Regions from separate parts of the Homo sapiens genome. Here all the other regions are linked to region 1. Evidence: chromatin loops called from intact Hi-C (ENCODE). Cell type or tissue: A673. All regions are shown on one strand. Region 1 has its middle 24 kb from the start of RAX. Region 2 has its middle 76 kb from the start of PMAIP1. Region 3 overlaps LOC105372146 (a long non-coding RNA gene). Region 4 overlaps CPLX4 (complexin 4).

What was found. Peaks named below come from ENCODE experiments on the same cell type or tissue, not always from the same donor. Only the 100,000 strongest peaks of a DNase experiment are listed, where the experiment ranks them.
Region 2: a loop joins it to region 1, with 6 times the contacts of the local background. A loop is called at or near these places in 11 of 110 quality-filtered maps.
Region 3: it touches region 1 in a loop (5-fold over the local background); 4 of 110 quality-filtered maps call a loop at or near these places.
Region 4: it touches region 1 in a loop (10-fold over the local background); 20 of 110 quality-filtered maps call a loop at or near these places.

What each region holds. Positions count from the first base shown.
Region 1 is chr18:59,248,025-59,250,524 of GRCh38, forward strand. No RefSeq gene overlaps it. Among named protein-coding and RNA genes, the nearest start is that of RAX, 24 kb to the right of the region's middle. In A673, a CTCF peak has its summit at 1,349 (motif pointing right); a DNase peak (open chromatin) is centred at 1,387; H3K27ac peaks cover 673 bases.
Region 2 is chr18:59,822,714-59,825,213 of GRCh38, forward strand. It overlaps the pseudogene RPLP0P12. Among named protein-coding and RNA genes, the nearest start is that of PMAIP1, 76 kb to the right of the region's middle. In A673, a CTCF peak has its summit at 1,108; a DNase peak (open chromatin) is centred at 1,088.
Region 3 is chr18:58,775,220-58,777,719 of GRCh38, forward strand. The region is part of intron 1 of LOC105372146 (a long non-coding RNA gene); the gene reads right to left. Among named protein-coding and RNA genes, the nearest start is that of LINC01926, 37 kb to the right of the region's middle. RefSeq lists an enhancer at 1-241. In A673, no CTCF peak of the experiment used is centred here; a DNase peak (open chromatin) is centred at 1,072.
Region 4 is chr18:59,307,684-59,310,183 of GRCh38, forward strand. All of the region lies in intron 2 of CPLX4 (complexin 4), which reads right to left. Among named protein-coding and RNA genes, the nearest start is that of CPLX4, 9.7 kb to the right of the region's middle. RefSeq lists silencers at 1,008-1,077, 1,128-1,177, 1,218-1,277. In A673, a CTCF peak has its summit at 949 (motif pointing right); DNase peaks (open chromatin) are centred at 708 and 978; H3K4me3 peaks cover 1,238 bases.

The DNA of each region.
Region 1 (2,500 bases):
CCACCAGATGTCTTACACACCTAAAATTCTACTATTAAAGAATGACTCCTTTGGGTTGGTCACCATGACCCCAGAAATTTAAAATGTAACTATTTCTAGATGGGTGATATATTAGGATACTTATTAATGCCTTGGTATTCAATACCAGGTTTTAGAGACTAACCTAAGTGGAAATCCCACAGCATATAATGTCTAATGGAAGGCCTAAACTTATTATCTATTTGCTGTGTTTTGAAGCCTCCAGGAAGGGGATAGTATGAATCAAATAGTTTTGACTGTGCAGGCACTTAAAATCCTAATCTTGGCTGGGCGTGGTGGCTCACAACTGTAATCCCAGCACTTTGAGAGGCCAAGGTGGGCAAATTGCCTGAGCTCAGGAGTTCAAAACCAGCCTGGGCGACATGGTGAGACCACATCTCTACTAAAAATACAGCAAGTTAGCCTGTCATGGCGGTGCACACTTGTAATCCCAGTTACTCGGGAGGCTGAGGCATAAGAATCGCTTGAACCCAGCAGGTGCAGGTTGCAGTGAGCTGAGATCAGGCACTCCAGCCTGGGTGACAGAGCTAGACTCTGTCTCTGAGAAGAAAGAAAGAAAGAAAGAAAGAAAGAAAGAAAGAAAGAAAGAAAGAAAGAAAGAAAGAAAGAAAGAAGGAAGGAAGGAAAGAAAGAGAAAGAAAGAAAGAGAAAGAAGGAAGGAAGGAAGGAAAGAAAGAAAGAGAAAGAAAGAGAGAAGGAAAGAAAGAAAGAAAGAGAAAGAGAAGGAAAGAAAAAGAAAAAGGCAGAAAAGAAAGAGAGAGAAAGAGAGAAAGGAAGGTAGGAAGAAAAAGAGAGAAAGAGAAAGAAAGAAAGAGAAGGAAGGAAGGAAGGAAGATTCTACTCTTAGTTGAATTTTTTAAAAAATGATTAGATTTGAATTAAGAACTGCCCTACTGTAGAGCTCATTTTATTGAAGAAAAAAAAGTAAATATTTGTTCATGAGAGTCTCAAAGGTGCAGTCAATCACACTTTGAATAAATTAACTTAAAACCAATTTCTTCCTGATGAGAATTATGGAGCAGCATGAAAACATGGAAGCATAAGCTTTCTTAGCCTCCTGATTTTTCTTAAGGTGGCTTTACTGATATAAAAAGCCCCATGGTTGAGTTGACTTCGCCTGAGTGGGAATGTGAGTGGAAAAGGAGGAGCTTTTCATTTAAGGGGGAGCGTAAAGTTCAAGACTGGGGGTACTCAGAAGGGAAGGTCATTTTCTGGCTGAAACCCTTATTGCTGATGATTGCAAGAGGGAGTGAGACATTCTACTAGAAGCGTCTACTGCACACTCAGCAGTTGAAGTTCTCAAGATAGCCATCAGATGGCAGCCTCAGCCAAATTTCTGAAGTAAATTTGCTCTCCGGATCAGAATTTTGCAGCTGGGAGATATTACAGATCCTATAGTCCAGCCCCTTTATTTCCCAGCCAAGGAACTCTAGCCAGAGTGAAGTCAAGTCTTGCTTAAAGCCACATATCAAGTCAGTAGCAGAACTAGGGTTCTTACTATCTCCCAACAAGGAATCCAATAATCTCCCTATGATCGTGATCTGAAAGAAGCGTTCCCTCACCCCAAAAAGAAACAAAGTAGGGTATAGAAAAAATAAAAAGAGCCTTCTGAGTGCTCAGACAGCTGTTTGAGGTTGAGTACAAAGTCTTACAGGCTAAAACTTGAGCCTTGAGCAGATTTTTGGTCAACTGTCAGGCAGTCAAGTTAACTGAGGACCCATTTGCTCTCCAAAAAAAAAAAAAAAAAACGGGTGTGTAGGAGGAGATGGGAGAGGTAGGAAGGGGTGGGTCAGGGATAGAAGAAAACCAAGGAGAGGTCGGCCGCAGTCACGCACGCCTGTAATCCCAGCACTATGGGAGGCCGAGGCGGGCGGATCAATTAAGGTCAGGAGTTCGAGACCAGCCTGGCCAACATGGTGAAAGCCCAACTCTACTAAAACACAAAAAAAATTACCAGGCGTGATGGCGGGCACCTGTAATCCCAGCTACTCAGGAGGCTGCAGTGAGCGAAGATCGCGCTACTGCACTACAGCCTGGACGACAGAGCGAGATTTCCTCTCTCAAATACAAACAAACAAAACAACAACAACAATAACAAAAGCAAAGAGAGACCCCTGGAGGAGATGAGCTTTGATTGAAGAATAGAAAGCTGCAATGAGGCCGGACGCGGTGGCTCACGACCGTAATCCCAGTACTTTGGGAGGCCGAGGCGGGCAGATCACGAGGTCAGGAGATCGAGACCATCCTGGCTAACACAGTGAAACCCTGTCTCTACTAAAAATACAAAAAACTAGCTGGGCATGGTGGCGGGCGCCTGTAGTCCCAGCTACTCGGGAGGTTGAGGCAGGAGAATGGCGTGAACCTGGGAGGTGGAACTTGCAGTGAGCGGAGATTGCGCCACTGCACTCCAGCCTGGGCGACAGAGCGAGACTCCGTCTCAAAAAAAAAAAAAAAAAAAAAA
Region 2 (2,500 bases), 570 kb after region 1:
TTTTTTTCTTCTTCTTTTTGTAACCTGCCTACCAGAGAAATGGGATGCCAAGGTCTTCCTTCGGGGATACAAATATTTCTTCATCACACAAATCTCTTGATCACAATGACGTGGCAGAAAGCTTGTTCTGAAGCATTGCTGTAAATTATATGAAAGCATTATTTAATGTGTTTGGCCTTATGGCTTCATCTTCCTAATTATGTTTATTTTGATAAGCATGCTAATCAGTCTGGGGTAAGAGGGTGAAGGTGGAAATTAGGATTATAGTTAAAATATGCCTGGGGCAGGAGAGCCTCTTGTGAGTAAACATCTAATCGTAATTCACATGAATTGCACATGAAGCCCATCAAGAGTTGGCACCACCTCAGATCTGAAATTGGCTCATTCTTCCTTCATCATCTTACTTTCTACCCTATCTCAGAAAAGTTATCGCTTTCCTTTTTCCAAGGGAGCATCTCTGTCCCTAACATGGCAGAAAGAAAGAAAATGTGACTGAAAAACTGATAAAAGGACTGAGGCTGGATGAGATTTTTGTCACAGAAGAGTTTTAAATGGAGTGATCCTATGGTCAAAGTGATGCGATTTTCTGTGAACAGCTGGACAAAGTGATACAAATGTGTTCCTAGCAGAAAAGCAGATTTAGATCCTCCCAAGAGCTCAGCAATGATGTATGGTGCCAATTACTGTTGTTTGCTTTTTGTTTTGGTTCATCTGTTTTTCTCTCGCTCACCCATACCCAATTCTGTCATTTACGCCAGGCTATTGTTTATGACAGTCACAGCTTTCCAAAGAACCCCCAATCCCTGCTAGTCCCCTTTCCAGCAAAACTGGAAACTCACAGGGCTTGCCCAGTTTTCCTTGCAGTTTCATGTCATGTATGTTTGGGAGCTGAGTCCCTCCTGAGGATGAGAAGAAAACAATTCTCTATGTAGTTATGTACTCTGGTATCGGCATTTATTTGGGGTTTGGGAAAGCCTCTAAAGCAATGAAGAAGGAAATCAGAAAAATCCCAGGCGTTGCATTTTGGTGGCCTTTGATCAGCTGGGAGATGGCTCAGGGCCTGCTGTCTTCTCTTTCTATTGAGCTCACAGCGCCATCTCTTGTCCTCCCAGGTAATTACAGGTGGCAATAGCTCTTGGAGCACTAAAGGATATTTCACTGGGCTCTAGAATCTTCGCACTCAGCATCAGGAGCTAGGCTATGAGAGCTATTGTCACCTGTAAACAGTATCTTTTTTTCTCTCACCAGGTGTCCTCGCAGGAGTGACATCGTCTTTAAATCCTATGTGGCAATCCCTGACGCACCGTCGTGATGCCCACGGAAGACAGGGTGACCTGGAAGTCCAACTACTTCCTTAAGATCATCCAGCTTTTGGATGGTTATCCGAAATGTTTCATGGTGGGAGCAGACAATCTGGGCTCCAAGCAGATGCAGCAGATCCTCAAGTCCCTCCGAGGGAAGGCCATGGTGCTGATGGGCAAGAAACCATGATGCTCAAGGCCATCCAAGGGCACCTGGAAAACAGCCGAGCTCTGGAGAAACTGTTGCCTCGTATCCAGGGAAATGTGGGCTTTGTGTTCACCAAGGAGGACCTCACTGAGATCAGGGACATGCTGGTAGCCAGTAAGGTGCCAGGAGCCACCTGTGCTGGTGCCATTGCCCCATGTGATGTCACTGTGCCAGGCCATCCTTGAGAAGACCTCCTTTTTTATTTTTTTGAGATGGAGTTTCCCTGTTGTTGCCCAGGCTGGAGTGCAATGGCACGATCTTGGCTTACCACAACCTCTGTCTCCCAGGTTCAAGCGATTCTCCTGCCTCAGCCTCCTGAGTAGCTGGGATTACAGGCATGTGCCACCACACCTGGATAATTTTTTTTTTTTTTTTTTGTATTTTTAGTAGAGATGGGGTTTCTCCATGTTGGTCAGGTTGGTCTCGAACTTATGACCTCAGGTGATCTGCCCGTCTCGGCATCCCAAAGTGCTGGGATTACAGGCTGAGAAGACCTCCTTTTTCCAGGCTTTAGGCATCATCACTAAAACCTTTGGGCACCACTGAAATCCTGAGTGATGTGCAGCTGATCAAGACTGGAGTCAAAGTGGGAGCCAGCGAAGCCACACTGCTGAACATGCGGAACATCTCTCCCTTCTCCTTTGGGCTGGTCATCCAGCAGGTGTTTGACAATGGCAGCATCTACAATACTGAAGTGCTTGACATCACAGAGGAAATTCTGAATCCTCACTTCCTGGAGGGTGTCCGCAACATTGCCAATGTCTGTCTGCAGATTGGTTATCCAGCTGTTGCCTCCGTACCCCATTCTACCATCAGTGGGTACAAATGAGTCCTGGCTTTGTCTGTGGAGACTGATTACACCTTCCCACTTGCTGGAAAGTTCAAGGTGTTCTTGGTTGATCCATATGCCTTTGCGGCTGCTACCCCTGTGGCCACTGCCACCACAGCTGCTCCTTCTGCTGCTGCAGCCTCAGCTAAGATTGAAGCCAAG
Region 3 (2,500 bases), 470 kb before region 1:
GTGAAACACTGTCTCTACTAAAAATACAAAAAATTAGCCAGGTGTGGTGGCACGTGCCTGTAATCCCAGCTACTTGGGAGGCTGAGACACAAGAATCACTTGAACTCGGGAGGCAGAGGTTGCAGTGAGCCGAGATCAGGTCACTGCACTCCAGCCTGGGCGACACAGCAAGACTCCATCTCATAACAAAAAAAAAAAAAAGGCAATGTGACGGCAGAGGAGAGACTGCAGTGATGCTCTTTGAAGACGGAGGAAGAGACCATGAGCTGAGGAACCCAGGCAGCTAATGAAAGCTGGAAGCTGCCAAGAAGCGTCTCCCCTCAGAGCCTGCAGAAAAAAACAGCCCTGCCAATACCTTGACTTTAGCCCAGTGAAACTGACTTCAGATTTCTGTTCTCCAGAACTATCTAAGAATTTTTTTTTTTGAGACAGAGTCTTGCTCTGTCGCCCAGGCTGGAGTGCAATGGTGTGATCTCGGCTCACTGCAACCTCTGCCTCCCGGGTTCAAGTGATTCTCTTGCCTCAACCTCCCAAGTAGCTGGGATTACAGGTGCGTACCACTACACCCAGCTAATTTTTGTATTTTTAGAAGAGACAAGGTTTCATCAGGTTAGCCAGGCTGGTCTCAAACTTCTGACCTCAGATGATCCACCCACCTCGGCCTCCTGAAGTGCTGGGATTATAGGCCTGAACCACCGTGCCTGGCGGCTGCAGTCTTTTCTATGCACAGCTCTTGCTGCTTCCTGACATGAGACCTTCTCAGCACTTTCTGCCCTTTCCTGAGAAACTTTTTCCCCTCAACAATGAAATATGTATACTGAATACCCACTCCATGCCAGGCACTGTGCTAGCTGGTAGGGGACTAAGATGAATAACTTCAGGAAGCTGAACAGGACACATACCCCTTTTGGGGTTTAAATGTTTATATGGTTTGGATGTGTCCGCTCAAAATCTCATGTTGAAATGTGATCCCCAATGTGGTAGGTGGGGCCTAGTGGGAAGTGTTTGGGTGATGGGGGCGGATCCCTTATGAATGGCTTGGTGTTGTCCTCACAGGAATGAGCAAGTTCTCACTCTATGAGTTCACATGAGATCTGATTGTTTGAAAGAGGCTGGCACCTCCTCCTCCTCTTGCCATGTGACAGACTGGCTTCCTTTGGCCTTCCGCCATGATAAGCTTCCTGAGGACTCCCCAGAAGCAAATGTCAGCCCTATACTATCTGTACAGCCTGCAGAACTGTGAGCCAAATAAACTTCTTTTCTTTAAACAATCTAGCCTCAGGTATTTCTTCATAGCAACACAAAAAGACTAACACAAATATATAACTTATGTAATTTTTGGCCAGGTACGGTGGCTCACACCTGTAATCCTAGCACTTTGGGAGGCTGAGGCAGGCAGATCACTTAAGGTCAGGAGTTCAAAACCAGTCTGGCCAACATGGTAAAACCCTGTCTCTACTAAAAATACAAAAAAATTAGCCAGGCATGTAATCCCAGCTACTTGGGAAGCTGAGACAAGAGAATTGCTTCATCCCGGAAGGCGGAGGGTGCAGTGAGCCAAGATCACACCACTGCACTCCAGCCTGGGCAACAGAACGAGACTTTCTAAAAAAAAAAAAAAAACACAAAAAACAACAACAACAACAACAACACTTACATAATTTCTCTTTCTTTCCTATAGCAGATGTTGGTACTCTGCCCATATCTTGCAGGGCTCACCACTTCAATGTGCTCTTCCAAATGCCAATATCTGCATCTGTTTCCTAAGGGTTTTCTCCAGAGGTGGTTCTGCCTATGTACCCAGCAGCCTGGAGGTACCCAGGGATTCACACCAACTCCCGCCTCTTCAACCAGTGACTGATATGAGTTAGAGCATAAATCCATCAGCTCCTTCATCTCTTAGGTGGGATCACTGTTTTTGATACAGGGTCTCCCTCTGTCCCCCAGTCCAGAGCGCAGTGGTGCAATCACGGTTCACTGCAGCCTCAACCTCCTGTGCTCAAGCAATTTTCTTGCCTCAGCCTCCCGAGTAGCTGAAACTACAGGTGTGCCACCTCACCTGGCTAATTTTTAATTTTTTGTAGAGACGGAGCTCACTATGTTGCCCAGGTGGTCTCAAATTCCTGGCCTCAGGTGATCCTCTCACCTCAGCCTTCTAAAGTGCTGGGATTACAAGTGTGAACCACCTCACCTGGCTTATTTTCATGTAATCATCAGCTTGAACCTCAATTGAAATAATCAATTCTATCAAATTAGAAACGTGCAGGTTTACAGAGCACCCACTTGGGCCCTAGCTCAGCTCTGAGCAGCCTATTTTCGACTCTAAGAGCTGCAGGTGAAGATGAACTTCCCAGAAGCGTCCTTCTGGCTGGGGTTGGGGCTGTCCTGGAGCTGTGAGGGGCCATGCTGTCTTCAAAGACAGGCTGGAGGAGAGACCAGCAGACATCACCTTAGTCATATGGCTAAAGTAACATCACCAGTAATGAGACATGTCAACATC
Region 4 (2,500 bases), 60 kb after region 1:
CTCCTTGCTCCTTAATGAAGCATCTAGGAGACAAAACCCTACACCTCGCATCCCCACTGTGTTTTTCTGATTTTTTTTTTTTTTTTGAAATGGAGTCTTGCTCTGTCGCCCAGGCTGGAGTGCAGTGGCCCAATCTCGGCTCACTGCAGCCTCTGCATCCCGGGTTCCAGCAATTCCCCTGCCTTAGCCTCCTGGGTAGCTGGGATTACAGGGGTCCGCCACCATGGCCGGCTAATTTTTTTTGCCCGGCTAATTTTTTTTTTTTTGTATTTGTAGTAGAGACGGGGTTTCACCATGTTGGCCAGGCTGGTTTTGAACTCTTGACCTCAGGTGATCCGCCCGCCTCGGCCTCTCAATGTGCTGGGATTACAGGCGTGAGCCACCGCGTCCGGCCTCTCTCTAAGGATGGCTTTCTAAAGGTTCCATTACGGAGTTTCCTCTGCGTAATCAGAGACAGACTTTAGGTACCTACAGTTCAATAACAACCAGCAGCTAAGCCACTGGGTAAGTTGGCTGAATTCAGTATTAGAATAAAAAGCATGGCACTGGAGGCCTGGGGCATGATTCTGCCCCCCATAAGCTTCATTTATTCAGTCATCTCTCAAGGCCGAAGATTCCAATTCCTTCAGCCCGCCCTCGATTGCTGTCGTTTCAGAATCTCTCTGCAGCCTGGTCACTGCGGAGACAGCGGAAACTCGGCTGTTTGCGAGCTCCCTCTCCCGTTATGCCATGGGAGGATAGAAAACGCACGATCTGGTCCTTAATAACAAAATAGTAAGGCTTTTTTTTTTTCCTTTTCTTTCTTTCTTTGTTGTTGTTTTGTTTTCCCCCCCATCCCATCCAATGACCTATCAAGACTTTTTTTTTTTTTTTTTTTAAGTCACCTCTAGAAATTGGTTTCTGCCCCTCCCTGGTCCTGCCACCACCCGCAGCCCGGGTTCCGCCTCCCGCGGGTGCCAGTGGCCGCGGCGCTAGGAACACCAGGGGGCGCCGGCGTCGAGGATTCGGGGCCCGCGCTGGCGACCGCTGCGCCCTCCTTGCTCCAGCCAGGATCTGGCTTGGACGGGAGCGGCTGTTCTGCATAGCCTGGGCAGACGTTAGCCTGGGAAACGTGTCTGTCCCCCGCAGCCTCTTTTTCGCCACATGGGCCATCGAAGGGTCCCTGTACCCAGAGCCTCGTCAGTGCGGGGACGCGGGCGGGAGGGTAACGTGCGACAAGTGACAGCGCGGGAGGCAGAGGAGGCGCCCAAGGGTGGGGCTGGTTTGCAAGCGCAAAGTGTTGCACTGGGGTAGGGGAAGTTAGCCACAGCTGGTGATAACTGGACTAAGTGGAATACGATCCAGCTGATTTTTTAAACTTTTAAATTTTAGTTTTTAAACTGCTCCTTGCAGAGCAGGGCAGTCTGCCCAGAGTAGCCGATTTTTCTTATCATATAGTTTTATTAGGTGCTATTTTTATAGCTAGCTACACGGGATTAGAATTTCCATGTGCTTTACAAAAAGCAGGCAATTGTATTATTGGTATTTGTAGTATCTTCCATACCATAGGCACGGTTTTGAAACATTGTGTGTAGAATCCATTGTTACAAATGCAACCAAATATAAAAACGCCCTTGGAGGAGGGGGTCCCCACCTGGAAGTAAACTGCAATGAATGATGGTGTGTACAATGTTCTCAAGTGAAATTCTTATCTGTTTGTTTGGATTGTATTTGGAATTTAGACAGCTACTTGCAGATCTAGGGTCAAACCGTTAGACAACACAGGAGAAATAATATGCTCCCATTTTTTTAAGCCACGTGGAATTCAAAACTGCCCTAAAATTTTGGGGAACAGCTCAAAATATTAAGAGTAGAAAGAGGCCGGGCGCAGTGGCTCACGCCTATAATCCCAGCACTTAGGGAGGCCGAGGTGGGCGGATCACAAGGTCAGGAGATCGAGACCATCCTGGTTAACACGGTGAAACCCCGTGTCTACTAAAAATACAAAAAATTAGCCAGGAGTGGTGGTGGGCGCCTGTAGTCCCAGCTACTCGGGAGACTGAGGCAGGAGAATGGGGTGAACCCAGGAGGCAGAGCTTGCAGTGAGGGGAGATCATGCCACTGCACTCCAGCCTGGGTGACAGAGTGAGACTCTGTGTCAAAAAAAAAAAAAAAAAAAAGAAAAAGAAAAAAAGAGTAGAAAGAACAAATGCCTTGAAAGGAGGAGCCCTGTTGAAGTCCTTTTGTGAACAAGCTGCTCTTTTTCATGGTTGTGGGGCCTGAGTTCCAGTCCTAAGTCTGTCACAGGAGATGTGGCTTATTGCAAAGCTACTTAACCCTCCTGGGCTGCAGTTATCTCAGGTGTAAAATGACGCAGTGGTATGAGATTATTAGATGAGCTTTATGGTCTCTTTCATGGTCTATGAGAAAATCAGGTGGGGTCTCAAATGCATTATGCATTTGAAACAGCTGTAGAAAAGGGGCTATATGAACATCAGTAAGCCATGCAATGAAAGACACT